Linked DNA regions of Homo sapiens: region 2 is linked to region 1. A link is an interaction called in ENCODE POLR2A ChIA-PET data of the cell type or tissue named here. Cell type or tissue: MCF 10A. All regions are shown on one strand. Links, peaks and the distances in the headings refer to the core of each region. The heading gives the core; the rest is flanking DNA.

Region 1 (10,744 bases), core at 1,628-9,627:
AGGGGTGTGATAGAAAACCCCAGAGTGTAAGACAGAGGCAGACAAGCCCCATGAGAGGAGAGAGGCAGGAGCGGGGCGCCAGGGCCCCCCAGTGGGAAAGGCCATAGCGGTCTTCAAGGTCTAACCCAGAGACTTCTTGGAGGACAGGGCACCTGAGCTTGGGGGGAACGAGAGATGCTGGAGGCAGGATGACACTGGGACAGGCTGTCATCGCTTCCCTTCTCTCCCCGCCTCCTCCTAGGGTGTTTTTCCGGCGCCATTACCCACTCACCACCCTCCGCTTCTGTGGTATGGACCCTGAGCAACGGAAGTAAGTTCAAGGCTGGGCCAAACTAAGAAGGCTGTCCAGGGCCCCGCTGCCCACCAAGGCGTCCTGCCGACTCTGGGCCTGGGATCCCAGAGGGAGCCTGTGAACCTCAAGGGGTCAGGGTGACAGAATGAGGGTAGGGTGGGGCATGGTGGGGTGGGGACGCAGCTGGCCAGTCCTGCTGCTCCTCCAGGGTCCTGTGGCATGGAGCGAAGCCTCATTACTCGGTATCATGTTCTTTTCCTACAGGTGGCAGAAGTACTGCAAACCCTCCTGGTAAGGCCTTCCTGTCTCAGGGCCCCAAACCCAACATGGGGAGGGAACTGCAGAAGGAAAGAGGCACCATTCTGACTTTAATAGTCCAAAGTGTTGATGAGGGCACAGGCCCTGGTCCTCAGGGAGCTCCCATCTGATGGGAAAGACTTTGACTGCCCTCAGAGCCTCTGGGCTGTTGGGGGTGACATGAGCCTGGGAGCCCTCAATCTTCTGCAAGAGGCACAGGCTCTAACTTCAGGGAGCCTCAAGCTATTGGAATGTCCCAGTCTGATGATCAAGATGCATCCTTGCCCTCAGGGAGCTTCCACTCTAATGGGGAATGCACAGGTCCTGTCCTCAAGGAGCCCTCACTCAAAACAAAGGAAACCCAGAGCTTGAACTCAGAAATCTCCCAGTCTGACGGGAGAGGCATCTCCTTCCCCAGGGAGCCCCACCATAAGGAGGTGCTGGAGTCAATTGGCTAAGGGAGGGGCAGGGAGGAATGAGATGCAGGCTGAGGGCCCCCCACCACCCCATTCCCACCAGCCTGATGCCTCCCTGGGTCCCACCCCTCACTCAGACTGCCCTCCCCCACCAGGATCTTTGGGTTTGTGGCCAAGAGCCAGACAGAGCCTCAGGAGAACGTATGCCACCTCTTTGCGGAGTATGACATGGTCCAGCCAGCCTCGCAGGTCATCGGCCTGGTGACTGCTCTGCTGCAGGACGCAGAAAGGATGTAGGGGAGAGACTGCCTGTGCACCTAACCAACACCTCCAGGGGCTCGCTAAGGAGCCCCCCTCCACCCCCTGAATGGGTGTGGCTTGTGGCCATATTGACAGACCAATCTATGGGACTAGGGGGATTGGCATCAAGTTGACACCCTTGAACCTGCTATGGCCTTCAGCAGTCACCATCATCCAGACCCCCCGGGCCTCAGTTTCCTCAATCATAGAAGAAGACCAATAGACAAGATCAGCTGTTCTTAGATGCTGGTGGGCATTTGAACATGCTCCTCCATGATTCTGAAGCATGCACACCTCTGAAGACCCCTGCATGAAAATAACCTCCAAGGACCCTCTGACCCCATCGACCTGGGCCCTGCCCACACAACAGTCTGAGCAAGAGACCTGCAGCCCCTGTTTCGTGGCAGACAGCAGGTGCCTGGCGGTGACCCACGGGGCTCCTGGCTTGCAGCTGGTGATGGTCAAGAACTGACTACAAAACAGGAATGGATAGACTCTATTTCCTTCCATATCTGTTCCTCTGTTCCTTTTCCCACTTTCTGGGTGGCTTTTTGGGTCCACCCAGCCAGGATGCTGCAGGCCAAGCTGGGTGTGGTATTTAGGGCAGCTCAGCAGGGGGAACTTGTCCCCATGGTCAGAGGAGACCCAGCTGTCCTGCACCCCCTTGCAGATGAGTATCACCCCATCTTTTCTTTCCACTTGGTTTTTATTTTTATTTTTTTTTGAGACAGAGTCTCACTGTCACCCAGGCTGAACTGCAGTGGTGTGATCTAGGCTCACTGCAACCTCCACCTCCCAGGTTCAAGCAATTATCCTGCCTCAGGCTCCCAAGTAGCTGGGATTACAGGCATGTGCAACTCACCCAGCTAATTTTGTATTTTTAGTAGAGACAGGGTTTCACCATGTTGGCCAGGCTGGTCTTGAACTCCTGACCGCAGGTAATCCACCTGCTTCGGCCTCCCAAAGTGCTGGGATTACAGGCGCAAGCCACCCAGCCCAGCTTCTTTCCATTCCTTGATAGGCGAGTATTCCAAAGCTGGTATCGTAGCTGCCCTAATGTTGCATATTAGGCGGCGGGGGCAGAGATAAGGGCCATCTCTCTGTGATTCTGCCTCAGCTCCTGTCTTGCTGAGCCCTCCCCCAACCCACGCTCCAACACACACACACACACACACACACACACACACACACACACACACACACACACACACACACGCCCCTCTACTGCTATGTGGCTTCAACCAGCCTCACAGCCACACGGGGGAAGCAGAGAGTCAAGAATGCAAAGAGGCCGCTTCCCTAAGAGGCTTGGAGGAGCTGGGCTCTATCCCACACCCACCCCCACCCCACCCCCACCCAGCCTCCAGAAGCTGGAACCATTTCTCCCGCAGGCCTGAGTTCCTAAGGAAACCACCCTACCGGGGTGGAAGGGAGGGTCAGGGAAGAAACCCACTCTTGCTCTACGAGGAGCAAGTGCCTGCCCCCTCCCAGCAGCCAGCCCTGCCAAAGTTGCATTATCTTTGGCCAAGGCTGGGCCTGACGGTTATGATTTCAGCCCTGGGCCTGCAGGAGAGGCTGAGACCAGCCCACCCAGCCAGTGGTCGAGCACTGCCCCGCCGCCAAAGTCTGCAGAATGTGAGATGAGGTTCTCAAGGTCACAGGCCCCAGTCCCAGCCTGGGGGCTGGCAGAGGCCCCCATATACTCTGCTACAGCTCCTATCATGAAAAATAAAATGTTTGTCTTTGCAAAACAGTAAGTTCTGAGGCAGTCAGGGCTGTGCCCTTGGAAATGGAGACCTGAAGAGAGAAGGGGGACTGACTTGGGAGGGCGTGGCTGTGTCTTAGGGGAGACCAGGTGTGCCACACTCCCTCCCGCACCCCTGGCCACGGCGCTACAGGCTCAGCAGGCTTCCACTTCGTAAACCATTGCTTAAACCACTCTGTGTCCCCCACATGCCCAACACGCTTGTTCTTCTTTCTTCATCGCCCCTTTCCTGCCACTCTGCCAGGGAAACAAAAGGATTGTGATTTCCCGGGGCCCAAAGTGAGTGTGTACGGTGCCCCTGACGGATTCCAAGGTCTCACTCAGCCCCCACTGAGAGACAAGGAGAGGCGGGCAAAACATGAACCCCTCAAGAGGAGTCCGGAAGAGTCCCCGAACCCAGATGGCCCCAGAGCTGCCAGCTCCGCCCTGAAGAGCTGGACTGTGGTCGGGTGTGGTGGCTCGCACCTGTAATCCCAGCACTTTGGGAGGCCAAAGCGGGAGGATGGATTGAACCTAGGAGTTCGAGACCAGCCTGGGCAACATAGGGAGACCCTGTCTCTACAAAAAAAATACAAAAAGTTAGCCAGACGTGGTGGCACATACCTGTAGCCCCAGCTACTTGGGAGGCTGCGGTGAGAAGATCCCTTGAGCCTGGGGGGTCAAGGCTGCAGTGAGCTGTGGTTGTGCCACTGTACTCCAGCCTGAGTGACAGAGTGAGACCCTGTCTCAAAAAAAAAAAAAGAAAAGAAAAAGAACTGGACCATGGCCTCTTGATCCCACCCTGGGCCTGGGGAGTTCTACCCCCAGCTCCTTCCAGTGGCAGTCCTCCCCTAAGCCAGTCCCAGAGGAATGCCTCCCTCCCAGACCTGCTCCAGACTTCGCTGCAACTAGGGAGCCAAGGCTGGCATGCCCTGAGAAGGCCTCAGCAAGCGATGCAAGAGAGGCTATGGCACTTCTGTTCTCCTGAAAAGTTTTGGGAATGGGAGAGCGCCTCCTTCTCTCTGGGCTGAGCTATGTGACCCAGTGGCAGGGGCCTTGAACCACCGCTGGTTAGCCTCTGCCTCCCTTTCCACTGCCCCAGTGCAGTTCCAGATGGAGACTCCTCTCAGTCTCCTCTCAGTCTCCTGCTGTGGCCCCGCTTGGCCCAGCATGGAACAGAGTTCGTGGAAGGCGATCATTTCTGCTGCATTTGCCACAGCTCATGTTTCCCCTAAGAAGGTTTAGCGGAGAACTTGACTTAAGACTGCTGAGGGCAAAGCAGCCAGCCCGGCAGGGGTGGGAGGGCTGGACAGCAGAGGGGAGGCAGGATAACCACTGAGCCAGGAACCAGGAGGGGAGGAGCCATCTTATCCACCCAAGGACACCAGAGGAGTGTTCTCTCCAGGAGGCTCCAGGCCTTATAGCCCTGGGTCTTAACCCCTGCCGCAGCCCTCGCTCCAGTGTCTCTCTCCCCAGTCTTTTCATCCCTCTCCATCCCTTTCTTGATCTCCGTACACACTCATACCACCCACCCTCCCTCCCTCTCTTCTCCCACTTCCCCTCTCTCCTTTCTCACCATCTCTCCTCATTATGCCTTCTCTACTCGATCACCCCTTTGCAGAGAAACCTTTCCTCCTTCTTGCTCTTTTCCAGTTGAATTTCCTCGCCCCGTTGTCCCAGGTGGCTGGACATGCAGCAGAAGGGAACTGGGGAGACTCTCGCACTGCCAATCATTTCTCAAAACTCAGGTTCCAGTTTGAGACCCGCCTGGCCAACATGGTGAAACCCCATCTCTACAAAAAATACAAAAATTAGCCGGGCAAGGTAGCGCACCTGTAGTCCCAGGTACTCGGGAGACTGAGGCATGAGAATCCCTTGAAACTGGGAGGCGGAAGTTGCAGTGAGCTGTGATCGTGCCACTGCACTCCAGCCTGGTTGACAGAGCAACATGCTATCTCTAAAACAAACAAACAAACAAAAACTCAGGTTCCCACACCCTCTAAACCCTGCCTGCTCTCAGGCTACAGAGACCTCTCCAGGAGGCTGAAGTGCCCTTACCCCGACCATCTGACCAGCCACCGCCCCATGCCCGTGCCCCACCGAGGGCGGAGGCTGCTCACTGCTCTGTTTTATCTCTGGCCTCTGATCCTGCATTCTTGTGCCAGGGCTTAGACCCAGGGCAAGGTCTTAGACCCAGGGCAGGGGTAGGGTTAAAGGCTTTCAACCCAGGGGCCAGTGCCTTAATTCATGCAACAAATGTTTTCTGGCTGTGTGCTTTATTCATGTGAACCAGGAAAACAGAAAAATATGACAGTGTTTCCAACAGAGGTTTATAAGTGCTATGCAGGGCTGGTGGAAAGAGTAGAAACTGAGAAAGATAAACTTTACCCACTTGAAGGGAAGGAGGGCAATGTTACCAAGAAGGTAACATTTGAGTTGGGTCTTCAAGGATGAATAGGAGTTCGGCATGCAAAGAGAGTTAGAAACCAACTTTTAGGAGTGGGGAGGGGCTCTCATGTGCTACATACAATCTGAGGCACATTATATAAGCCTAATCCCATTTTACAGATTAGAAAACTGGGGCTCAGAGGGTTAACTTGCCCACATTCACCTAACTGTAAATGGCAGAGAAACAGGATTTCAAGTCCATGCCCATCCTATTGCCCCAGCATTCACAGAAAGCAGATGGAGACATTCGTGTGTGAAGCACACAGGTATGAAAAGATGTACCAAGTTTGGTGTGGCTCAAGTACATGGTACCTAAGGGAGTAGGTGAGAGAGAAAGCAGAAGAAAAAGACAGCAACAGGACCCTCAGGACCCTTGGGTGCCAGCTGAGAATGTCTGGAGATTGAATACTTGCTGAATGAAGGAGATGGGACTCAGGCCTGCTGTGTATGATTTTGTGGGCTATGCAGTGCATGGTCATACATGGCACCCTGCTTGGGCTTTATCCCATAGGTAATGAGGATGAGATAGGAAGCGGGACTGCACTCCAGAGGCAGGGCTTGGACACAGGTCCAAACTGAGGACTAGCTAAAACAGGGATGGGGTGGGAGGAGCTTTCCATAAGACACACCCACCAGTGTGACATGTCAGTTTACCATTGCCGTGGCAACACCCAGAAATTACCACCCCTTTCCATGGCAGCAACAACCTAATGACCCAGAAGTTATCACCCTTTTTCTACAAATCTCTGCATAATCTGCCCCTTAATTTGCATGTGTTTAAAAGTGGGTGCAAATATGAGTGTGGAAGCTACTGAGCTGCAGCTCTCAGCACACTGGGGTAGCCCTGCTCTGCAGGAGCAGTCACAGGGCTGTGACACTGCCACCTCTAGAAAGCTGCTTTCTTCTATCACCGCTTGCCCTTGAATTATTCCCTGAATGAAGCCAAGAACCCTCCCAGGCTAAGCCCCAATTTGGGGCTCGCCTGCCCTGCATCAGGGAGACATGTCAGCTGAGGAGTAATTGACCAGATTTCTGCTTTAGAAATATGGCAGTGGAGGCAGGAGATGGCATCTGAGGCCCAGGCTGGGGAGAAGGGTGCTGGGATGAGAACCTGGAGTTCAGACCAGGGAAGGGATGAGAGCCTAAGAAGAGGAGCTCTCACCCTGAGACAGGCTGGTGCAGGAGTCTGCTCGATCCAGGCCTGGGTCCCTGGTTCCCTCTGAGCTTGGGAGGACTATGTGAGACAGAACAGGACCAGGGGCCTGCATTCCCCCTTGTATTATTCATCTTCTCGGGCTGCCATAACAAAATACCATAGACTGGGCAGCTTACACAACAGAAATTTATTTTCTCACAGTTCTGGGGGCTGAAAGTCCAGGATCAGGGTGCCATGATGGCCAGGTTTGGATAAGGACTCTCTTCCTGGTTTGCAGATGGCTGCCTTCTCCCTGTGTGCTCACATGGTCTTTCTTCAGTGTGTGTGCATGGAGAAAGAGATCCCTCTCCCTCTCTTCCCTTTCTTATAAAGCCACCATCCTGCCGGGCACGGTGGCTCATGCCTGTAATCCCAGCACTTTGGGAGGCTGAGGCGGGTGGATCATGCACTCCAGCCTAGGCGACAGAGAGAGACTCCGTCTCAAAAACATAAATAAATAAAATACAATAAAATAAAGCCACCATCCTATCTGATTAGAATCTCACCCTTGTGGCCTCACTGAACCTTAATTACCTCAGAAAAGCCTTATCTCCAAATATAGTCACATTGGGAGTGAGAGCTTCAGCATGCGAGTTTGACGGGACACAGCTCAATCCACAGCACCCATCCAGGCAGAGTCCTGCCCGGTCATGTTCCCCATCCCCACCAAGCTGCAGTCCTGGCCAGGCTGGAGCCCTCAGCCCCAGGAAAGGAGACCCTCGATTTCCCAGGCTCCCAGGGCCAGCCAGGGGCTTCTTTTGTAAGTGTTTCCTGGAAGGCTTTTCAGTGTTCTCCTCTCCCCATCTGGACTAGCCAAGAAAGGCAAGTAGAGCTTGGCTGGAGCAGGCCTGGGGGTCAGGCAGACAAGCCAGGAAGGAGGGAACCAGAGAGGAAGAATGAGGAGGGGGTAGGAGGGCAAGCAACACACACTCATTCATTCACGCATTCAACAAATATGCGCTGCACTCCCAGTGAACTACGCAGAGCCAGGCAGGCAGGGTTGGCCAGGAGCTGGGGGAGGGGCCTACGTGTGCCCCAGGAAGCAATGTTCTCCCCTCCAAGAATTCAGACTTGACACCCTGTGAACACTGACAAGGACATATCCTTAGTTCACTCCGCTCCCATCTATGCATGCACACACATACACACGCATGCACACACACACATGCGTGCGCGCGCACACACACACACACACACACTTGCTTCTTCTGCATCAGGAACTGGAAGCCAGCCAGGTGTGGTGGCTCATGCCTGTAATCCCAGCACTTTGGGAGGCTGAGGCGGGCAGATCACTTGAAGTCAGGAGTTCGAGACCAGCCTGGGAAACAAGGAAAAACCCCATCTCTACCAAAAATACAAAAATTATCCAGGGGCGGTGGTGCATGCCTCAGCTATTCGGGAGGCTGAGGCAGGAGAATTGCTTGAACCCAGAAGGCAGAGGCTGCAATAAGCCGAGATCATGCCACTCTACTCCAGCCTGGGCAACAGAGTGAGACTCTGTCTTAAAAAAGAAAAAAAAAAAAAGAAATGGAAACCTGGGTGTCAGGCAGATCTGGTGGCAGGTCCCTTCTGCCACTGGTTAGCTGCACAGTTTGGGGCAAGTCACTTCTCTGGGCATTGAGCCTCAGTTTCCTCAACTGTAATACCCACCTCACAGAATGAAGTTTGTGGGAAGCCTTATAAATGCACCAGTCATGAATGCACTTCAGAGTCTCTGGGGTGCTGTATAAATGCTCCTTATGGGAAGGGCAGCATATCTGCAGCTCTCTCACTGAGCACTCAATGTGTGCTGAGTGCTGGGCCACGGGAATGAGGGCTCCATGAAGAAAGAGACTCGTCTAGTTCACCACTGAATCCCCAGCGTCTAGAACAGTGCCTGGCACATGGTAGGTCTGTAGTATCTGTTAGAAGCTTTGCCATATGTTAGCTCATTTAATCTTGACAACAACACTACCTAAGTACTATTATTTATCCTCATTTGATGGACATGAAACTGTGGATTCAAAAATTAGGTAAATTTCCCAAGGTTCAACCATAAGTGGCAGAGTGGGATCTGAACCCAGGCAATCTGATCCCATGGCTGCTGATGATAATGATGACGATGGTGATGGAGATGAAAGCAGACATTTGGAGTTTATTGAGCCCAAGGTCATCAAATCCAATACCCTGCCTTCAGGCACACCAGGACAGGGTTGTCTGTCCCTCCTGGTGTCTCTGCCAAATGCCTCTTCTTCCATTGGGGGTTAGGTTCCCCCTCCCACCCTGATCCCTAGCCCCAGGCTACTCAGGAAATTGAAAAAGTCATGCCTCTCTCTTTCTGCCTAGAAGCCAGCACATCTCCCCTGTAATCCCCCACCCAGAATCTTCCATCAGGACCAAGGATCCAAACCAAATGCTCCAAGCAAATTTACCTCCTCCTGCAGTGCTTGAAACCCACTCCTGCCAGAGCAAGTCTCCTTCGTGGACGCCCCATAATGAGACCCAAGGATCCTGGCTGGGAAAGACAGAGACCCCCGGGAAACCACTCTACCCCCAGCTACTTGTGAGTAGATGGGATGGGGAGAAGGGAGGGAAGACAAGCAAAGAGAGAGGGAGACAAAAATAAAAAGTCAGGGCCAGGCACGGTGGCTCACACCTGTAATCCCAGCACGTTGGGAGGCTGAGGGGGATGGATCACCTGAGGTCAGAAATTCGAGACCAGCCTGGCCAACATGGTGAAACCCCATCTCTACAAAAATACAAAAATTAGCCTGGCGTGGTGGTGCACACCTGTAATCCTAGCTACTCGGGAGGCTGAGGCAGGAGAATTGTTGAATCAGGGAGGCAGAGATTGCAGTGATCACGTCACTGCCCTCCAGCCTGGACAACAGAGAGAAACTCCTTTTCAAGAAAATAAAAGACAGGAAAAAAAGAGAAATGGAGAAACAGAAAAAAATAAAAAATAAAAAAAAATAAAAGAGGGCATGGAGAAACAGACCAGGAGGAGGGCCATCCGAAAAGAAGGAAACCCAGAGAGAGAACAGGGCCAGAAGACAGGAGACCCAAATCGAGGCAATCTACAGAGACACATTCCCTCTTACAAAATGGAGAAATAAGTCAGGCCCAGTGGCTCACACTTATAATCCCAGCTCTTTGGAAGGCCGAGGCAGGCGGATCATTTGAGGTCAGGAGTTCGAGACCAGCCTGGCCAACGTGGTGAAACCCCATCTCCACAAAAAAGTACAAAAATTAGCCAGACATGGTAGCACATGTCTGTAATCCCAGCTACTCGGGAGACTGAGGCGGGAGAATCCCTCGAACCCGGGAGGCGAAGGTTGCAGTGAGCTGAGGTCACACCACTGCGCTTCAGCTTGTGACAAAGTGACGGAGACTCCATCTCAAAAAAAAAAAAAATGAAGAAATAGGGCTACTAGGTGCCAAGGGTACAGAGCACAGGAGAAAAGCATCTATGGGCAGTAGGCATTGAAGAGACAGGCAGAAAGCCCCTTGCTACATTTATTCAGTAATCATTCAGTATCTGCCTCAGGCCTCCTGTTTATCTGGCACTGTGCTTAGCCCTTAGAGATGGGGTTGGGACACACTTATGCTAAAAAATTATTTGTTCTTTATCTGAAATTCACACAGAACTAGATGGCCTGTGTTTTTTATTTTCTAAACATGTAGCCTGGAACTACACTGATGAATGAGGTTCCTGACCTCATGGAGCTTATAAAAATGAAGGATAGCCGGCGGTGGCTCATGCCTGTAATCCCAGCACTTTGGGAGGCCGAAGCGGGCAGATCATGAGGTCAGGAGTTCAAAACCAGCCTGACCAACATGGTGAAACCCCACCTCTACTAAAAATACAAAAATTAGCCGGGTGTGGTGGCGGGCGCCTGTAATCCCAGCTACTCAGGAGGCTGAGGCAGGAGAATCTCTTGAACCCGGGAGGTGGAGGTTGCAGTGAGCCAAGATTGCGCCACTGCACTCCAGCCTGGGCAACACAGCAAGGCTCCCTCTCAAAAAAATAAAAAGAAGGCCAGGCGCAGTGGCTCACACCTGTAATCCCAGCA
Region 2 (10,744 bases), core at 919-8,918, 87 kb before region 1:
GCAGGGAAGAGGGTGGCTTCTCCGACAACTTAAAAGGGGCTTGAACCACTTCCTCCCCAGACAGGGGTAGTGCGAGGCCGGGCACAGCCTTCCTGTGTGGTTTTACCGCCCAGAGAGCGTCATGGACCTGGGTGAGTGAGCCTCTTCATGTGAGAAGGAACAGTACCAGGGTCTTGGACACCCAGACTGACCCTGTGGAATGGGGGTGGAGGATGCGGGTGGAGCGCATAGGGGTGCTTCCTGGAGAAATCAGTTCTGATTTGGTGGGCATTGGAAGCTACTTCCAGAGAATGCCCCCTGCTGTCCCAGGAGGGGTGCACCTGCCCTTTCAGACCTGGAGAAGGGGTCAGCCTTTGGTGCCAGTGGGGACAAGGGAGGGGCCGAGATCATGTCTTTCTAAAACAGCAGGGACATAAGAGAGTGGCGGGGCTGGGCTTGGTGGTCTGGCAGAACCTGTTCTCATCATGAGGGTGATAGGTTAGGCCCTCTGGGACCTCTGGGGACAGGTTTCAACAGAGAAATTCTCCCTAGAGAGCTTAGGACCTTTTACCCACTCTCTGATTCCCACCTTTCTCCCCTGCCAAATATTCATATACCTGTCCACTTGGGGTCATGAGGAGATGCAAATGAAACGTGACTGGGTTGTGAGAATGGTGCGGTGCATTGCAAATGCAAGCTCTGGTTGCTTTCTCTCTGCTGCACATCCCACCTGCTTTGATCTGGCTTTGCTGTTGCCTCTTGCAAGTTAAGGAACGGGCAGGCAACATGGAATGGGATGGCAAGGGGCACTCAGCTTGGAGAAATCATAGCCAGGCCTTCAGCACAGCCCCTGCCCCTGAGCAAACCTCACGCACTCTGCCCCGGCAGATAACTCTACTCTTTAGAAAGCCCTTTCTCAGGTCTAACCTAGAAGGGGTCAAGGGGAAGCACTGAGGGTGTTCTGAGTGGTTCATCCAGCTCCAGACGCCCCCTTTATAAATCTCAGCTGTGGAGTCAGACCAGGCTGAGGCTAAGAAGACCAGGTTCCTAGATGGCTTGTCTCACCAGCAAACAATGCACCACGGCGGCCTCAAAGCCGCAAAGGGTTGGCTTTAAAAAGTGAAGGTTCCCTGGTGCTGTCCTCACACCCCTCCTCGCCACACCACAGCCTCCTTGATTTCATCTCTTACTTTCCCGCCTGCCCTGAACGCTGGATCTGGACCCAGCAAACAGCTGTGAAAGGGTTAAAGTGGTCACCCCACCCACTGACTGTGAACTCCTGAAAGGCAGGTTCAGGTGCTTTGAGGATGTGAGGAGAAAATGTCTGCGGAATGAATGAATACACCGTATCAAGAACTCCGTAGAGTTTAGTTTTTGAAAATCTCTTCCAAATGCCTCATTTCCCAGCCAATCTACCCTTAAATCCCACTCCCCTGCACCCCCTCCACCACCCCCCATCACAATCCCACAGTACAGACGTCACCCACAGAAGACCCTGCTCCAGCCTTTCATACTGGCCTCCAGGAAGGAAACCAAGCAGTGCCCAGTGGTGTGCTACTGGGCATTTGAAAAGCAGCTCCCCGGGGTGGAGCACTGGTAGCTGACTCCAGGGTGGAGGGAAAGTCCTGAATTTGTAGTGCTTGCCAATTTCCATGGTGTAAATTCTCCCACCCTGGCTGATTGATTTCAAGCCATCTACATGACTGAACAGGGGGTTGGGAAGATGTGCAGAGTGTCTTACCCCAGACTAGGTTTAGGGGTGCTAGACTCCTAGGCTTTGATGCAGGGAGAGAGGGTAATCTCTGGTCCAGGAAGAAGGGATATTCTTGCCACTTCACTCAACTTGAGAGAGCCCCAACGGTCAAACCCGAAATACTGGTAGGAGGGGAAGCCGCTGACAAGCTTTACTCAAAACGGGCTCTCTGGGCCGTTGATGGGGTGGGTGGGCCTTGGAGGATCTGTTGTTCTGCTCTTCATCTGCCCAGCAAGGAGCAAGAGGTGGGTGAGGAGGGAGGGTTTCTGTTACACAAAATGAAAACTCCCAAGCAGGGCTGAGCTGGCCTTTTTCACGGTTTGAATGAGCAGCTCTGAGGCACCCTCCCCACCTTCGAGCAATGAGACCGAAGATCTTTCATAATTCTCAAAAGCAAAGCAAGGAAAAAATGAACCCATGAGAGATGTGTGCCTCACAGCTCGGACATAAATGGTGGCAAAGGGGGATGCTGAAGCTAATTCAGGGCCAGTTTCTTGCCTGCCAGAAACTTGGCTGGGGAGGAGAGGAACGCTGCAGCCTGGGGTCGCTGTTGGAAAAAATCTCTCCTCTTTGCTTCGGACATTCAGGCAACTCTCATTGTTTGAGGGATTCAGGGATGACCAGTCTGGTGGGGAGAGTGACACATATGTCACAAAGCCACTGCAACAGAATAAGATACAGCATTGACCAGGGCAAGGGCAAGACAAGAAGGGAATAGTGAACCTGGGTCAGAGAGGTATTTAAGGTGGGTTTTCAAGGGTGTGTAGGAGTTGTCAAGCCCAACAAGGAGCTGCAATGGGCCCAGGATGTGGCAGGAATGGCAAACTCCATTGCCATCAGAGGCCGACAAGGTAATAGAGGGAATGGGCATAAGGTGCAGGAAGTGGAGGGGAGTAGAGTGACCCAGAGGGTGCATGCCCCACCTAAAGGCATTCAAATCTATTATTTCAAAAACTCCATGCTGACAAGCAGAGTGTCCTGGGGACTAAGGCTGCAGCCGTGTAGATGGTCAGCTGAGACAACAGTAACAGAGACAAGAAAGAAGCAAGCGGAGGGGAGGGTGGAGTAGCTGGCCATGCCAAGGAGGAAGATGAGGAGGAAGGACGCAGGCACAGGAGACCCAATCCTTAAAACGTGGTACGGCATCCCTAAGGAATTTGAACTTTATCCTGAAAACAATGGGGACCCATCAAAGATTTTTATTTTTCAAGTAGGTGAATTAAAGGATGAGATTTGTGTTTTGGAAGGAGTTCTGTGGCAGCAAAGAGGCAGCAAAGCCCGTGTCAGAACAGAGGTGGGGCCGGCTCTTTTGGGGGCCGGGATGTTGGGGGATGGAAGCAGGAAGCACTGGTGGCCAGTGGGGCATGGGGAGCAAAGATTCCCCTCATGCTCCGTGGAGCGTCCTAGATGCAGCAGGCTCATCAGAAACACAGCCTGATGCAGTAGCCAGAGCCCAAACCTTGCTATCCTGTTCAAATCTCAGGTCCCTCTCTTAGCAGCTGTGTGGCCCCAGGCATTTGGCTTAATCTCTCTGGGCCTCTATTTTCTGGAATCTAAGATGAGGATCACCAGGGTAGCTCATGAGATGTTATGAGGGAGAGACACATACAGACCCAGTGGCCGCACAGAAGGATGGTTAGGAGTGTGGTTGCTGGAGTTGGAGGGTTTCAAAGCCTGCTCCCCTGCTGGCCATTGTGTGACTCTGAGAAAGTTACTTGCTGTGTTTCAGTTTCTCATTGGTAAATGGGGATAATAGTAGCGCCTACCTCATGGGGCTTTTGAGAGGATGAAATGAGACCATACATGCAGACAGTGTGGCACGCAGTGAGAGCTCAGTGAATATGAATTATCTCATTGGATACAGCAGTTGATAACATAGAAAATGCAAGGTCTACCAGGCTCTCACCCATCCCTGCCTACTGTCTGAAAGTGGATTCCCCAGATCTCTAGACCTCTCACCACCTCCCTGCTTCTCCTCTGCCTCCCTTATCCAAAAAAAAAGAGAGAGAGAGAAAAGTTGTGTTGGCAGGTGAGGAAGTTCAAAGAGGAAAAAGCTTGGGGTCGCTCTTGGGGCGAGCTGATTGGGCAACTGTGATTTCCTGGGCAGTCTGGAGGACCTGGAAAAATGTGGGGATGGAAGTTCATGGTTTGGAGATGGGGGCAGCCAGCCAATAATTTTCTTTCCTGGATGGGCAGTCTCTCATGTTGGGGGCTCCGGTTGGAGTTCTAGGGAATTTTCATGATGATCATTACTGAAAACTCAAGAACTCAGAAAACACCCAACATCTAGGTCAACCACTCCTTAGCCCCAGAGATTCCCAACTTCATTGGTCTCACTGAAGCTGCTGCCCAAGACCAGTTTCTTTATGACTTTGTAACAGACAGGGATGATCTGACTCAAGGCCACTGACCAGGCTCCCTTTTGCCACATACAAGAGTTCCCCTAAGTTTCCCTGTGATGTTTCTTGAAAGCCACCTGTTTTGGACCTACAAGACCCTTGCTCATCCACCTCCTCCAAAACACCTGGAATGAGAAATCACAGGCACACACGCCAGCACTCCCCCAACTCCCCTCCCCTGACGGGAACAGCAGGAGTGGGACAGCGTCCGGGAGAAGGGGTTATCAACAGAGTTCAACAGAAACACAGTTCTTGCTCCTCAGATCTCACCCGTTGTGACTTATCAAAACTTTGAGGTTTCTCATTTCTCCCTGACAGTCAGAGCGGGCTTTCTCTAGAGTAACCGAAAGACACTTACGTGTTTTAAAGAAACCTCGAGACTCGACCTCTAGATGAGTCAGTGGAGGGCGGGTGGAGCGTTGAACCGTGAAGAGTGTGGTTGGGCGTAAACGTGGACTTAAACTCAGGAGCTAAGGGGTAATTCAGTGAAAAAGGGGAATGAGCGGTGGGGAGCTCTGTTGCAACAGGGTCCAATCGCAGCAGGACTACAAATGCCCGAGCGCAGGCTGGGAACGAGGGGACAGCGGCTGCCTGTCCCCAGAATAGAAAATGCAGCTAGGAAGCCCTCTTTGAGTGGACAGCGGAGGACTGGACTGCCAGGCCAAGCATCAGGGGCTTCATCCTCAGGGCCGGTTAGAGCCCCTGAGGATTTAGGAGGAAGGTGAGGTGGGGACTGCCATCAGAGCTAAGCTTTAGGCAGATGTGTCTAGCAGTAGTGTGCAGGACTATTTGCTCAAGGCGGGAGAAATACCTATTTATTTATGTAGCCCGATGCAGTCTCTCCTTCCCGGAGGAACTCCCAAGCCCAGAATCCCTGGCTTTACACAATTTCCGGGGAACACATTAACCAACTGCAACCTGGGTGCCATGCAGGGAGGCTTCCAGCAGGTGGTGCTGTGGCCAAGGACACGGAAGCGCTGGGCTCTCACTGCTTCCCCAGCCTCCAGGAGAAGGTGCCTTAAACAGGTTCCCACGCATTTCCTGGCGCTATTGAGCTTGGAGCTGCCAAGGGCCTGCCTTCACTTGTGGCATCGCAGTTACTGACTCTCCAGTGGGCCAGGCCCTACCTAGCTGGGACCTGAGGGTCAGGATACGGGAAGAGGGCTACTGCCGCCCTGACTTGTAGGTAAGCTAAAACATCTAGGCAAATTACTCTGTCAACTGTCCTCCCTGCTCAGCCTCAGGAAGAAATAAGTTCCTGCTGGGCCCCAGGCTCAGCCACAAAACCAGACTGAGCACATCTGGGCCTTGTGCTACACCGGGGTCCCCATCAGCTGCTCAGACCCCAGGAAGCCTCCTGACTTCCAGAACACGTCGCTTCCCAAAGCTGACCCTGTTCCCCCTTTCACCTGCCCCCCAAGCCTAAGTTAGAAAACAAGTTAAAGGAGAGAAAGTGTGTGCAGGCACTTCAGTTAAGCAAAAAAATAAAGAAGTCGTGACATCAGGAAAGAGCGTCCTTCCCCCACACTGCAACAGGACAGCATCCCTTCTGTGTCCTCTCGGGCCATCTTGATGCCCTCTCCCTTGGAAAAAGGACAGGCATTCGTTTACTTGTCATTCATGTATTTATTCATCATTCATGTATTTATCATTCATATATTCATCAGCACACAATTGTGGGGCACCTCCTCAATTCTGGGCCTGCACAAGATAAAAGGGAAGGGATCTCTGTCCCAAAGGCAGGCCAAGGGTGTGCGCCCAGTGGACCAACAGTCAGTGCTGAATGAATGTCATTTCAGTGAGGGGGTGTTGTGGAGCTGGTGGAGCCCTGAGGCAGTCTCCATCGCTGTGGACCAGTAAGGAACCTCATCCCTCTACCCAGCCTGTGAGGTCATCCTCCTTCCTCAGCCCACCTCCCTCAGGAGACACTCAGGCTTGGCTTCATGCACGTGTGGCTGCGCACTCACCTGGATGCCAGGAAAATGCTCCTGGGCCAGTGGCTACCAGCACCAAAGCAGGGCTGGAAACGTGTGCACCTACCCCACGACCTCATAGCTTTGCCGCCTCATCCCACATCAGGTGGAGTGGGAGGGGGCACTCAGACCCACCAACCAAGCTCAGTCTTGAGGGGTGGTCTGGGCTAGAGAAGACTTCCCAGCTCCAAGAAGCAGCCCAGATGGGCCAAGACAGGGGGTGGGAGGGGCTGCCCTGCATTCTGATGCTGCTTCTTTCCAGGACCTGGGAGTGGAGGAGGACAAGAAGGAGGTGAGGACAGTGATGCCGGGCAGCAGGCCAGGTGTTCAAAGGCACAATCTGGTTCTGATGTTCTCTTTCAGCAAACACAGTGCCTGGAGCTTGGGAGGAAAGTTCCCAACAGCGTCTCCCCCTCCACTGCTTTCTTTAATAACAAAGACTTGTCCCTGCCAAGCAATAACTTTCTCGCCTTGTCTCCTACAGGGAAACCAATGAAAAGCGTGCTGGTGGTGGCTCTCCTTGTCATTTTCCAGGTGAGGTTCTCTGCCAAGGAAAGCTCTGTTCCCTTCTCCACACGGCCTCCCAAGTCAGGGGTTTAGTGGAGGAGCTGGGCATTTGCTAGAAGATACAAGACCCAGACATAAGCCCGCCTGCCACTCATTAAGCTAATGGCTGCCCCCTCACCATCTGCTGAGTGACCCTGGAGAGCCACAGATGTTCTCTGGACTTCCTTTACTCCATTTAGGTTAAAACATGGGGGAAAATAACTTACCACCTTCCCTATCCCACCTCCAATCTCCCTGCCCAGGAGACAGAAATATGGACTCTGAGTTCTTAGAGAGAGAAGAGCTGCAAAAAGCAAAAAATGTTACTGGGTTTTGTGCACGTGTGCTGAGAAAATCACCCTGGATCTGGCGATCTTGTTACTATCCTATCGCCCCAAAGTTGTCTCTTTCCAACCTTCACCCAAAGGCTTCCCTCGCAGCCCCCGTTTTCTTTGGTGAAATAGAGACCCATCCGGCCTCCCTGGCAGGGGAGGGAAGAGAGGATGGGGCCCTAGGGATGGGGAGAGGGGTGGATGAGCACACACTTTATAGCAGGCCTGAACTCGGCAGGAACAAAGACCCTCACTTTACAAAGTTCTGTTTCTCCATCCAGAAACAGACAGAAAGTGTGCCTCACCAAGTGCCAAAGTTAGAAGAAACTGTAACTCGCAGAGTCAACTTTCTCCCATTTGTTAGAGGTGGGAGCTCAGAGTAGGGGTAGGGGAGTCCAACTGAGGCCAGAGCTAGAGAGGCAGTGCTTCAGAATTCGGCTCATCCCCAGGTCTGGAGGCCAGAGGGGCAGCTTTCCAGAAGCTCAGGCCAGAGGCAGGCCCCAAGCTGGGCACTGTTCCCAAAACCCCATCCCAGAGGCCCCCCGGAGCCTGGGCTGCAGCCCATAGCCTGGCCCCCTTCCCCATCACCACTCCCTCCTCTCTCTCCCCTGTCTCCAGGACTCTGGGGGGCTGTATTGCTGGCAGTGGAGGCTGGAAGGGTGGGAAGGGGAGGAGGACAGCTGAGGCTCATTCTTCCCTTTCACTTGGGGAGGGGGTGCTCAGATAGGGCAGGATGTGGTGGGGCTGTGGGCTGCAGAGGCAGTGAGGCTAGGGGAGGGAGAATTATAAAACAGGAACAAGGTTCAAGGGGAGAAGGGAAGGCAGGACTGGATGATGCAGAGTGCACTTCATAGAGGCCGGGAGTACTGCCCTCCAGGAAGGCTGAGACCCCCTCATGTCCAGGGACCCCGGGTCTAAGGCCTTGGGCCGTAACCATGGCTGGGCCAAAGGCAGCAGCCTCCTTCAGGGCTCCCAGGCTGCAGCCATGCCCAGGAAAGGGAAGAGGGGTTGCCACTGACTTTTCGTCTCAGGCTAGCAATGGCCAAAGAAAAGGCTCCTGGACATCATTTTGTCCTCACCATGTTCCCAAGCAGGACAGTGATGAATCCAGAACCTGGGTGTGAAAAAGAGATAGAGACAAGATGCGGTGAATCCCTCCAGCATAAATGGATAGAAACCCACCGTCGCTGAGCTGCTGAATCTGGTTCCTGGTGATAGAACCATGAGCCTCGTGAGGCAGGTCCTCCAGCCCAGCTCCCTGCCCTGCACAAACCCGTCCATCGCTGTGCGCAGAGGCAGGGGCAGGCATGGACCCCCTCCTTCATTGATAAAATCACAGCAGGCTGCTGAACCTTCACCCGACCCTGCAGACGGCTAAAAAAAGCTCCAGCAGCTGAGTCCTGCTGATTGGGATCTGCCGGAAGAGATGCGAGGAAGAGAGAGGCAGAGAGGTGGGGGGAGAGGGCGGGAGCACAGAGGGAGAGTGGGAGATGAGAGCTGCGCTTCCTTCCAGGGACACAGCTGCTGAGGAGTCCTCGCCCCCACCCCCATGGCCCATCATCCATTCACGGAGTTTATGGCACTTGGGCTCACGTTGCCTGAGCTCCTGCTGGGTGCTAAGAGGGGACCCAGGATCTAGAGTCTCTCCAGGTCACCCACCACCCATGATCACAGCAGTTTGCCCCAAACCCAAGGCTTCATGGCCTCAAAATGGGAGCATTTGCCTTCCTCTCTTCTTACTCCAGGCCCTCCTCAACCTTGACCCCCAGGTGGATTTTCCCCCTAAAGCTGAGGTCTTTTGTAAGCCCCCTGGAAAACTCCACCAAGTTCTAAAGGAGGGTCAAGAAGAAAGACACATGTTCCCTCTCTCACGGAGCTTCCAGGGGGCAAAATTAAAGCTCCATGGAGAGGAAATGGTGCTGGAGCCTGGGCTAGGTACCTCACAGCAACCATGGGAAGCAAATAGGATTCATCTCCATTTCACAGAAGAGAAAACTGAGGCTCTGAGAGAGAGAGAGAGAGACAGAAAGAGTTTAACCAGCTCAAGGCTCATCTGGCCCCAGAGCCCAGCTGATTTCCAGTCCCCTGTCAGCACATGTAGAGTCTCTCAGACTTGGCAAAATCAGCCACTTGCTACTTACTAGCAGAACTGTAGAATCTCAGGCCCCACCTTAGCCTACTGATTCAGGATAGACATGTTCACAGGATTAATCAGGTGATGCGTATTGGAGTTAAAATTTGAGAAGCACTGATTTAAAACCAAAGAATCACCTGGAGACTTTAGGAAAACACAGATTCCTAGACCCATCACTTGAGATTCTGGTTCAGAATTCTCAGGTGGGGCCTGAGAATTTGCATTCCTAACAAGTTCCCAGGTGATGCTATGATACTGATGATGCGGACCTCACGATGAAACCACTATTCCTCCCGCCTGGGCAACATGGCAGAATCCCATCTCTACTAAAAATACAAAAATTCGCTGGGTGTGGTGGCATAAGGCTGTGGTCCCAGCTACTCAGGAGGCTGAAGTGGAAGGATCACCTGAGCCTGGAGAGGCCGAGGCTGCAGGGAGCCATGATTGCACCACTGCACTCCAGCCTGGGCAACAGAGTGAGACCATGTCTCAAGAAAAAAAAAAAAGAAAGAAACCACTGCTCTAGGCTAAATCCCAGCCAGAGTTGGAGCCACCCAGCTAAACTGGCCTGTTTTCCCTCATTTCCTTCCCCGAAGGTATGCCTGTGTCAAGATGAGGTCACGGACGATTACATCGGAGACAACACCACAGTGGACTACACTTTGTTCGAGTCTTTGTGCTCCAAGAAGGACGTGCGGAACTTTAAAGCCTGGTTCCTCCCTATCATGTACTCCATCATTTGTTTCGTGGGCCTACTGGGCAATGGGCTGGTCGTGTTGACCTATATCTATTTCAAGAGGCTCAAGACCATGACCGATACCTACCTGCTCAACCTGGCGGTGGCAGACATCCTCTTCCTCCTGACCCTTCCCTTCTGGGCCTACAGCGCGGCCAAGTCCTGGGTCTTCGGTGTCCACTTTTGCAAGCTCATCTTTGCCATCTACAAGATGAGCTTCTTCAGTGGCATGCTCCTACTTCTTTGCATCAGCATTGACCGCTACGTGGCCATCGTCCAGGCTGTCTCAGCTCACCGCCACCGTGCCCGCGTCCTTCTCATCAGCAAGCTGTCCTGTGTGGGCATCTGGATACTAGCCACAGTGCTCTCCATCCCAGAGCTCCTGTACAGTGACCTCCAGAGGAGCAGCAGTGAGCAAGCGATGCGATGCTCTCTCATCACAGAGCATGTGGAGGCCTTTATCACCATCCAGGTGGCCCAGATGGTGATCGGCTTTCTGGTCCCCCTGCTGGCCATGAGCTTCTGTTACCTTGTCATCATCCGCACCCTGCTCCAGGCACGCAACTTTGAGCGCAACAAGGCCATCAAGGTGATCATCGCTGTGGTCGTGGTCTTCATAGTCTTCCAGCTGCCCTACAATGGGGTGGTCCTGGCCCAGACGGTGGCCAACTTCAACATCACCAGTAGCACCTGTGAGCTCAGTAAGCAACTCAACATCGCCTACGACGTCACCTACAGCCTGGCCTGCGTCCGCTGCTGCGTCAACCCTTTCTTGTACGCCTTCATCGGCGTCAAGTTCCGCAACGATCTCTTCAAGCTCTTCAAGGACCTGGGCTGCCTCAGCCAGGAGCAGCTCCGGCAGTGGTCTTCCTGTCGGCACATCCGGCGCTCC

The links. Peaks named below come from ENCODE experiments on the same cell type or tissue, not always from the same donor. Only the 100,000 strongest peaks of a DNase experiment are listed, where the experiment ranks them.
Region 2: POLR2A ChIA-PET joins it to region 1 with 22 read pairs; 16 of 35 experiments call an interaction of 5 or more read pairs at or near these places.

Annotation. Positions count from the first base shown.
Region 1 is chr17:40,468,146-40,478,889 of GRCh38, reverse strand. TNS4 (tensin 4) reads left to right here. Exons shown (of 13, transcript NM_032865.6): 11 at 242-310; 12 at 557-583; 13 at 1,161-3,056. The coding sequence ends at 1,302. Among named protein-coding and RNA genes, the nearest start is that of TNS4, 28 kb to the left of the region's middle. RefSeq lists enhancers at 6,332-7,221, 7,222-8,113. In MCF 10A, for the core only: no CTCF peak of the experiment used is centred there; DNase peaks (open chromatin) are centred at 2,569, 4,199, 6,079, 7,659 and 4 weaker places.
Region 2 is chr17:40,554,787-40,565,530 of GRCh38, reverse strand. It overlaps CCR7 (C-C motif chemokine receptor 7), which reads left to right and starts at 59. Exons shown (of 3, transcript NM_001838.4): 1 at 59-131; 2 at 6,589-6,638; 3 at 9,713-10,744. The coding sequence starts at 122. RefSeq lists enhancers at 504-1,420, 4,131-4,210, 4,231-4,320, 4,791-4,900, 4,984-5,501. In MCF 10A, for the core only: a CTCF peak has its summit at 5,086 (motif pointing right); a DNase peak (open chromatin) is centred at 5,120.